Linked DNA regions of Homo sapiens: region 2 is linked to region 1. Evidence: chromatin contacts called from ENCODE Hi-C or POLR2A ChIA-PET data. All regions are on one chromosome and are shown on one strand. The core of a region is the stretch at or near the end of the contact, and the rest is flanking DNA. Distances in the headings are between cores, read along the strand shown.

Region 1 (4,590 bases), core at 1,286-3,785:
TGACTGGTGTGAGGTTGTAACTCATTGTGGTTTTGATTTGCATTTCTCTAATGATCAGTGATATTGAGCTTTTTTTCATAGGTTTGTTGGCTGTATGTATGTCTTCTTTTGAAAAATGTTTGTTCATGTCCTTTGCCCACTTTTTAGTGGGTTTCTTTGTTTTTCTCTTGTAAATTTGTTTAAGTTCTTTGTAGACTCTGGATATTAGACCTTTGTCAGATGAAGAGATTGCAATAATTTTCCCCATTCTGTAGGTTGTCTGTTTCCTCTGTTGATAGTTTTTTGCGTGTGTGTGGTGCAGAAGCTCTTAAGTTTAATTAGATCCCATTTGTCAATATTTGCTTTTGTTGCAATTGCTTTTGGTGTCTGTGTCATGAATTCTTTGCCAGTTCCTATGTCCAAGATGATATTGCCTAGGTTGTCTTCCACAGTTTTTATAGTTTTGGGTTTTCCATTTAAGTCTTTAATCCATCTTGAGTTGACTTTCATATATGGTGTAAGGAAGGGGTCCAGCTTCAATCTTCTGTATATGGCTAGCCAGTTATCCCCAGCACCATTTATTGAATAGGGGGTCCTTTCTCCATTGCTTTTTTTGGTCACCTTTGTCAAAGATCAGATAGTTGTAGGTGTGTGGCCTCATTTCTGGGTTCTCTGTACTGTTCCATTGGTCTATGTGTCTGTTTTTGTACCAGTACCATGCTGTTTTGGTTACTGTAGCCCTGTAGTATAGTTTGAAGTAAAGTAATGTGATGCTTCCAGCTTTATTCTTTTTGCTTAGGATTGCCTTGGCTATGCAGGCTTTTTTTTGGTTCCATAGGAATTTAAAATCATTTTTCTCTATTTCTGTGAAGAATGTCTTTGGTAGTTTGATAGAAATAGCATTGAATCTGTAAATTGCTTTGGGCAGTATGGCCATTACAATGACATTGATTCTTCCTATTCATGAGCATCAGATGTTTTTCCATTTGTTTGTGTCTTCTCTGATTTCTTTAAGCAGTGTTTTGTAATTCTCATTGTAAGGATTTCAATGGTTAGCTATATTTCTAGGTACTTTATTATTTTTGTAGAAATTGTGAATGGGATTGCCTTCCTGATTCGGATCTTGGCTTGGCTGTTGGTGTATAGGAATGCTAGTGATTTTTGTACATTAATTTTGTATGCTGAAATTTGCTGAAGTTGTTTATCAGCTGAAGGAGCTTTTGAGCCGAGGCTATGGGGTTTTCTAGATATAGAATCATGTCATCTACAAACAGGGATAGTTTGAGTTTCTCTCTTCCTATTTGGATGCCCTTTATTTCTTTTTCTTTTTCTTTTTTTTTTTTTTTTTTGAGATGGAATCTCACTCTGTCTCTCAGGCTCGAGTGCAGTGGCATGATCTCAGCTCACTGCAACCTCCGCCTCCTGGGTTCAAGCGATTCTCCTGCCTCAGCCTCCCAAGTAGCTGGGATTACAGGTGCATGCCACCACATCTGGCTAATTTTTTATATTTTTAGTAAAGACAGGCTTTCACCATGTTGGCCAGGCTAGTCTCGAACTCATGACCTCACGTTATCTGCCCGCCTCGGTCTCCCAAAGTACTGGGATTACAGGCATAAGCCACCACACCCAGTCCCTTTATTTCTTTCTCTTGCCTGATTGCTCTGGTCAGGACTTCCAATACTATGTTGAATAGGAGTGGTGAGAGAGGGCATCCTTGCCTTGTGCTGGTTTTCAAGTGAAATGCTTCCAGATTTTGCTCATTCAGTATGATGTTGGCTGTGGGTTTGTCATACATGGCTGTTATTATTTTTAGGTATGTTCCTTCAATACCTAGTTTACTAGACTTTTAAAAAATAAAACAGTGTTGGATTTTATTGGAAGCCTTTACTCTTACACTTCTAGAGCACTTGGCCATTACAAACAGCTGTCCCACGCAGTGCCTCACTTTTCTATCTCAACATGAAGAAAGGAAACTTCTATGTATCAAATGTCTTCTGCGTGCCAGGCCCCATGCTGGGTACTTGATGATATTAGTTTCAAACATATTTAAGGTATTTTATAAGAATACATCAAATGTAAAATAACACCAATAAAAACTGAGTCAAAATGGAAATGAAAAACAAAGGCAGGAACTTAAAATATAGTCAGGAATAAGGCTAGAATGAATATTCTACAAACTTGAAGTAAGCCACAAATTTGGTTTTCAAGTTCTATAGGAGCCAATGTCACAAAAAAGGGGGAAACAACTTAATAACAATCAATGCAAAAAGGAAAACAAAAGATTACACCATTTACAACATTCATCAGATAAAAGCAAATTAGTGGCTTAGGAAAAACATGTCTCTTCTCTGGACAAAAAATGGGCAGGAGCTCTCCTGGGTTTTCTCATAAACAGAACTCTGTGTTTCATAAAGGGCAATGTCTTTAACACATCCTTGAACAAGAAACAACAAGTAGAATGTTTATTTTTGTTGAAATATGGGCTACTACTACACCGTCAGATATTGGGAGAGCCCAGTGAGGCTCTGAAGGCACAAAATTTAAGGAGACATCCACTGTCAGGGTTGTGCAAGTGCCTACTGAAATTCTGTGCCCTGGGTACCTCCCTTGCCTCCCACTAGCCCTGCCCTGTCATTATATTACTCATAGTCATATTCAGTAGGAGGAATTCTCTAAGGCTGTGGTTTACAATAGGGGATGACTTTTCTTCCAGGGAACATTTGGCAAAGACTGGAGACTTGGTCACTGCTGGGCAGATGCTACTGGCATTGAGTGGGTAGCGGTCAGGGAGACTGTTGAACATCCTACAGTGCACTTGATAGCCACTCACAGCAAAGAATTATACAGTCCAAAATATCACTAAGCCTAAGTTCAGAAACTCTGCTTTTGGCAGAGCCATACTCCTTACCTGAGCTCATGTGGTGACTTGCTGCATAGGATGATTCTGCTTTCTTATCCTCGTGGTAAATGAATCATGAGCTCTGCTGTTGTAACTTCCTAAATATCACCCCATCTTGTGTTTGGACTACTGCCATAGCCACAGTGGTAGACACTTTTAAGAGCCTACAATAGCATCCCTGCAGCAACAGCATCTTTGCTTAGAAAAGTCATATTTCACCTTGGAATAAAAGGAAGAGATCTCCTGATTTAGACGAATCATGTTGATCTATTCTTCTTTGCCAAGGATTGACTTAAGTATGAGCATTTGCCCTCTTTCTGGCCAGTGATATAAAAGGGAAGCCTGCTGGGGGACTTCTAGAAAAGATTTTGACTTCTGATAAAAGGGACAGATAGAGCTAGTGTTGCTCTCCTTTCCCTTTTTTCTACTTGAATGTGGACTCCATGTCTGGAGCTGTGGTAGCCATTTTGAGACCATGAAGTAACAAGGAAAAGGAAGGAAAGGCAAGAAGCAAAGAACATTGGAGCAAAAAGAATACACTCTTGCCACAGAGCTTTTTTGAGCTTGCAATTCCTTTTGTCTGCAATGCTCCCCCTCTACCTCCCCATGGTTAATTCCTAGTCATTCTTGACATCTCAGCTTAACCCTCATCTGTGGGAGAGCCACCTTAACCTCCCTGACTCTGTCTGAACTTGTTAGAGGTTCATAGCATCATGTAAGCTTCCTTCACAGCATTTGCCAAGGTTGCGATTTCTCATGTGTTTGTGGTATGACTTGATTTTTTTTTTTTTGTCTTCCTGACTAGACTCCAAGCTACATGACAACTGAAACTATCACAATATCTCTAGTCCCTGATATTTAGATGCTAGATAAGCAATACTATTTTCTTATTTTTTTCTTTTCCTTTTTTGAATGAAAAAGCTTAAATTGTCTGGAAGTTAGAATGTCTTCAATATTTTAAGCCATCTTCCCGGAAAGTATTTTGCTCGACAGAATGTTTAATAAATAGTGAGTGAGTATGAGTTCAAAATGATTCTTCCTGGAAAATAACTAAAACCCAGATATTCTGTGTGGCCAATTAAATAGAAATTCTTATGACATAAGAGGACATTGAGCTGGGGCATGCAGGAATAACTTCCTTTCTGAAAGCTGAGGGGCCTGCAAGGAGAATACCTAAAAGGAAGCCATTCCACCTGTCATCAGGTGAGCTGAGAGAATGCCACAGGCAGAACCAAGATTCTCAGCAGAAAGTCATTTTGAATGCTTCAATCACCAGGCTAATGGGTGAATGAAGCCCTGAAGACATACAGCATATAACATGGCTAAAAATCCCAGTGCTTAACATGGAGGATTTTGTTTAATCTTCACAAAAAGTAACATAATCATATGAGGTAGGTATGCTTATCTCTATTTTACAGAAGAGCAGGCTCTGCTGATAAGACAAAGAGGCAGCTTTGGAACTGAGGCTTGTCTAACTCCTCCGCTAATATTCTTTCCTTTATACCAGTGGTTCTCAAACTTGACTGACATTGGGATCACTTGGGGAATTTTGGGTTCCATGCTAAAAAATTTGTGTTTAACTTTTTAGGAATTTAAAAAGATCCCTCCAGGTGATTCCACTGTGCAGCCAGGGTTGAGAACCACTGCACTCCAGCCTCGGCAACATAGCAAAATGTCACCTCAGAAAACAAAACAGAAAATACCCAGAGTAC
Region 2 (4,590 bases), core at 1,463-3,962, 550 kb after region 1:
TCAAAATGTAATATTGTCATCCTTTGCATTGCGGAATTATTTCTACTTTATAAAGAGTGTTCTATTTGGAGACTATCTCATCTTCATAGAATTTAGCCATAGAATCAATTTCCAAATATAATTTATTAACCTCAATTTACACATGAAGTAACTGAGGTCCAGAAAAGTTGTTCAAGACCACACAAAAATGGTGAGCAGAGGCAGGCCTCAGACCCAGGGCCCTCCAACTCCCTATCCAGGCAGGGATATGAATGTGTCAACTGCAGTCATCTGACATCAAGGTAAGAGGATGTGATTAATGGCTGTTTGCCAAGTATCCACAGATCCTAGGAGAAAAACACATTATACAAGTGCAACATATTAAGCTAATTAGTACAAGGGAAATTCCTTGAAGATGGCATTTCAATCAGAAGCTCTCTTTAGAGGTTCCCCAAACAGTAGGTAGCTCTGTAAAGCCAGTTTTTCCCGTGGTGCAGAAATCATAACCACAGTTTGGTCATGCATCTCGCTCAACACAGAGACCTGAATAGAATAAGAAACTGCTTTCAACTCACAGCGAGATGGGTTAGAGACTGAACATTTGCCCTAAACCTGCTTCACTGTAAATAAAACCAAGCTTTAACTCCAACTAAGGCTGGGTACTCTGGACAGGGGAGATAATGTAGAAATAATTGACGGTGATTTCCAGGAGAGATGGGGGCAAATAAAGGAATGTTTGTTGAATACCTACTGTGTGCTAGGCATTTTGCATGGATCCTAGCACTTCGTACTCACCACATCTTATGAGGAAAGGACGATTGTATTCTTCTAAAGGATGAGGTGGTCTTGCAGAGGTTAACAAATGTGCTCTAGGTCACATAGGCAGTAAGTAGCAGGCTCCCAACCTGCATCCAAGTACATCTGACCAAAAGCCCACGTTTTTCCCATTCTCAAGTCTAAGACAAGCCAGTCATTGAGATGATGCTGAGAAAGAACAGAGTCACATCTTAGAGAGAAATTTACCTCTGGCCATAATTTTCCACAGTAGGACCAGCTATATAACATATATGGAGCCCAGTACAAAGTAAATATGAAGGACTCCTTGTTCAAGAAGTATTAAGAATTTCAAGACAGTGACAGCAGAATATGAAATCAAAGATAGGGACCTGCTGAACACCAGGCAACGTACAACTGCACAGATTGTATGGCTATGAAGCTGGCGCTGCACCACTGAATCTGAAGGAATGAACAAGTGAGAAGGCAAGAGTCTTGGAGTTGGGGATGAATCTGGAAATTCATCCTCTGAAACAACTTCTGTGTGGTCCACAAGAGCCTCATATCTCACCAAGGACCTATTCACACACGTGTGAGCACGCGCGCGCGAGCGCACACACACATACAGGCACACGCGCTGCCTAGGGGAACTCACAGATCAAGACTGATAAAAATTACACGGCAAGGCCCTGGGGGCAATTGGAATCCTTTTTCTAATCTCGGGAAAATTCGAAATAGCATCCCGGTGACACAGCGAATGAGAGAACATCACCCCTATTGCAGCTGTCACTTGTATCTGCAATCTGGTGAATTATAGAGATTAGCCACGTCCAAGAATTACTGCACTTTTTGCATGGTTCTGTGCATGGCCCTTCTTAAGGTGGAATTGCTCAGGTTTGTACTCAGCCTCTGGAGAAGACTTAGGAAGTTCCGTGCTGCCACCTAGTGTTCAGAAGCAGGTGCAGGAGAAACCGCTGAAGGCCTCACTACTTCTGTAGGGGCTGGAGCCTTCCCAGAAGCCACGTAGAAGAACGCTGCAAAGCTTTCCTGGGCCTCAGGCAAGCTTATTTTAGAGGTCGCATCCTGCATTACTTCAAAGACACTAAAATGCACCCACATCCCACACTAAATAAATTTACATGTAGCTAAGAGTTGAGTTGCTTTTGAGTTAGTTGGCATGTTTTGTAGACAGTAGTTAAACATTGGTTTTCTTTTTGAATTATGGAGCCAATGTGAGGGTTTTTTGTTGTTGTTGTGGGGAGGAGGGCTTTTTCATATTTTCCTAAGAAAAATATTTGAAAAGCTCCTCGGCCCTAAGCTTGGTGCCTTTACTGGCCGCTACAGTAAGTAGACAGGAAAGCAGAGGAAGGCCATAGAAGAGAAAACATTGGCGATATTTGCATCTGGTTGCCTCTGGGGATCAGTCCACTACAAGCACTAGTCTTTAGTTATGTCCATGTAAAGTTGCAGCCTTGGGCTGCTGAATTTATGTAGAAGAGTCACAGGCAAACTGTGGCCAGGATCTATCACAACTTAGTATCAAGATTGTTTTTTATTTTATTTTATTTTTATTTTTTTGAGATGGAGTCTCGCTCTGTCACCCAGGCTGGAGTGCAGTGGCACAGTCTCGGCTCACTGCAAGCTCCGCCTCCCGGATTCAAGCGATTCTCCTGCCTCAGCTTCCTGAGTAACTGGGATTAAAGGCATGCACCACCACCACACCCGACTAATTTTTGTATTTTTAGTAAAGATGGGGTTTCGCCATGTTGATCAGGCTGTTCTCCAACTCCTGACCTCAAGTGATCTGCCTGCCTCACCCTCTGAAAGTGCTGGGATTACAGGTGTGAGCCACCGTCCCCGGCCCCAAGATTTTATTTTAAAATAACAAAAACAAGAAACTCCTGGTCAGGTGTGCTGCCTAATGCAATTCCCAGAAAAGGCCCCTGTCCTCCCACAGCTCTGTGAGCTGCTGACAGGCAAGAAGCCAATGACAAGTTTCATGTCCTTCCTTCCCTGAATCCCTCCAGGGAATGAAGAGAAGAGGGTGTGGAGAATGACTTTTAATTACATCAGACCATAAATGCTGAAACCCCTTGCACAGCTCTTGGAACAGAGACACAACATGCAAATGTTAATCCCCTGCTTCTCCCGCCTGGATTGTGCCTCTGCTTAGCAGGGACGGGCAACTCCTTGGTATACGAGCACAGAGGCAAAACCAGGAGGTGCAAACATAACCAGCTTCATTTAAATGAGGACAAACTGGAGCAGGAAAAGAACCGGCAAATTCATGTTGGAAGAAGCTAGAGCGGGCATAGCTAGCAGCCTGCTCTCTCGCACAGCTGAAGGAAATCTATGTGGATCACCTTGTTACTTATGGATGGGTTTTATAATCCTGCACCTTTGTGGATTTAAGATTTCTGTAGATTTAGGGCAGGGTTTTATTCTACCAATTAGTCTTTCTTTTCCTCCCTCCCATTATGTGTTCTTCAAGCTCTTTAATTTTATCTTCAACTGCACTGGCCGAGACCGTTTCCCCCATTAACTATTTGTGATCACAGTTTACTGCAAGCCTGCTTGACCCAGCTTATATCTAAGGATTATGGGGTCATGTGATTCAGAGTTGGGAGAGAATAGAATCCAACTCCCTCCAGAGCCAGAGTCTTCTTCCCAAGGCTCTTTCAGACCCTGCCTCAGTTCTACTTCTTCAACAAGGAGGTTGTCACTTTCTGAGGAAGGCTGCTTCCTTTCAGTGGTAAAGAAGCACATCTGCAAGAAAGTTCTTTCTTCTCCTATCCCTTTAAGATTTAAACCAAGATGAGTGAGTGATGCTGTGTTTGGGAGTAGGCATTTGACTCCTTTCTGACACCACTGGGAGCCCCACACGGCCTTGGGCCTTGGCGGATTCCACAGGGAACTGACAACATTCTTTGGAGAGACACTGAAACAACCAGCCCCACTCTATCCTCTCGAAATGCCTCCAAGGATCCCAGACTTTTGTGAAAGGAGGTAGTCGAAGGACTCTAGGGACGCTTGAGCCTAGAAGACGATGAACAACCTCTTTCTTACACTTGAGTCAGGGCTCAGTTCTGCTCTGAGATCCTGCAACTCTTCTTTGTAGACACCAGCCAATGGCACTCTTGAAATTTTTGAAAACAGGATCCTACAGAGACTTGTGTGTATATCTCCACAGACCAAGTATTAAACTACCACTTCAGCGCCATGGTTCTTTGTGATTTTAAATGTGGGTGAGTGGGTGTCCAAGTGCTGAAACCTCAATTCTAGGCTTCTGAAATCTAGAAGGAATAACCATCTGAGTGTGAAGGAAAGAACACAATTTCTTTAAACTCTACACCAGCTGCACAAAAAGAGAGAAGAAAACTAGAAAATTAGCCCTGAGTTTCTGCATCAGGTGGAAGGTCAGCTTCAGAGAGTAGACTGTAGCTCCTGGAATTTGATCCTTCTATTCAAAAGCAAGTGACTGTGGGCTGAGTAGCTCCTGGGCTTGGTGCTACTCAAGGGATATAGGAATGCGCAAGGTAAGCACAGATCCCTAGCATTCCCAAGTTTAAAGAGAAGGAAACAATTAAACAACTAAAAATAGTCTCGAAACCAACTTTACGGAGTAGTGATTCTTCATAAGGAGGATCTCTTAGCCTACTGCTGATTGTGCACATTCCCCAACTTTAACTATGGCCTAAGAAAGATTGTCCCTAAACCAAAAGCTCTTCCATGTCCTACTCCTCCTCCACCCAGCAGAGCCCGATAGAGGGCGGTGATTTTACAGGCCTGAGAAACGTGTTGTGCTCATTTTCTACTGCTGCTGTAACAAATTGCCAC

What was found. Hi-C counts contacts between places; a loop is a spot of excess contacts on that map. ChIA-PET counts read pairs that join two places held with the same protein, here RNA polymerase II (POLR2A). Pooled maps may share reads with other maps.
Region 2: a loop to region 1 is called in a map of MCF 10A, with 16 times the contacts of the local background. The contact joins two enhancer-like sites. A Hi-C loop is called at or near these places in 1 of 168 maps with a recorded cell type or tissue (MCF 10A) and 2 of 50 pooled maps. POLR2A ChIA-PET finds 5 or more read pairs at or near these places in 1 of 52 experiments (MCF 10A).

Annotation. Positions count from the first base shown.
Region 1 is chr1:208,804,981-208,809,570 of GRCh38, forward strand. No RefSeq gene overlaps it. Among named protein-coding and RNA genes, the nearest start is that of LINC01717, 79 kb to the left of the region's middle. Within about 2 kb of position 2,536, at least 2 of the 41 ENCODE cell types and tissues checked have a DNase peak (open chromatin) inside an H3K27ac peak, as active enhancers do.
Region 2 is chr1:209,352,804-209,357,393 of GRCh38, forward strand. No RefSeq gene overlaps it. Among named protein-coding and RNA genes, the nearest start is that of LINC01698, 17 kb to the right of the region's middle. Within about 2 kb of position 2,713, at least 3 of the 41 ENCODE cell types and tissues checked have a DNase peak (open chromatin) inside an H3K27ac peak, as active enhancers do.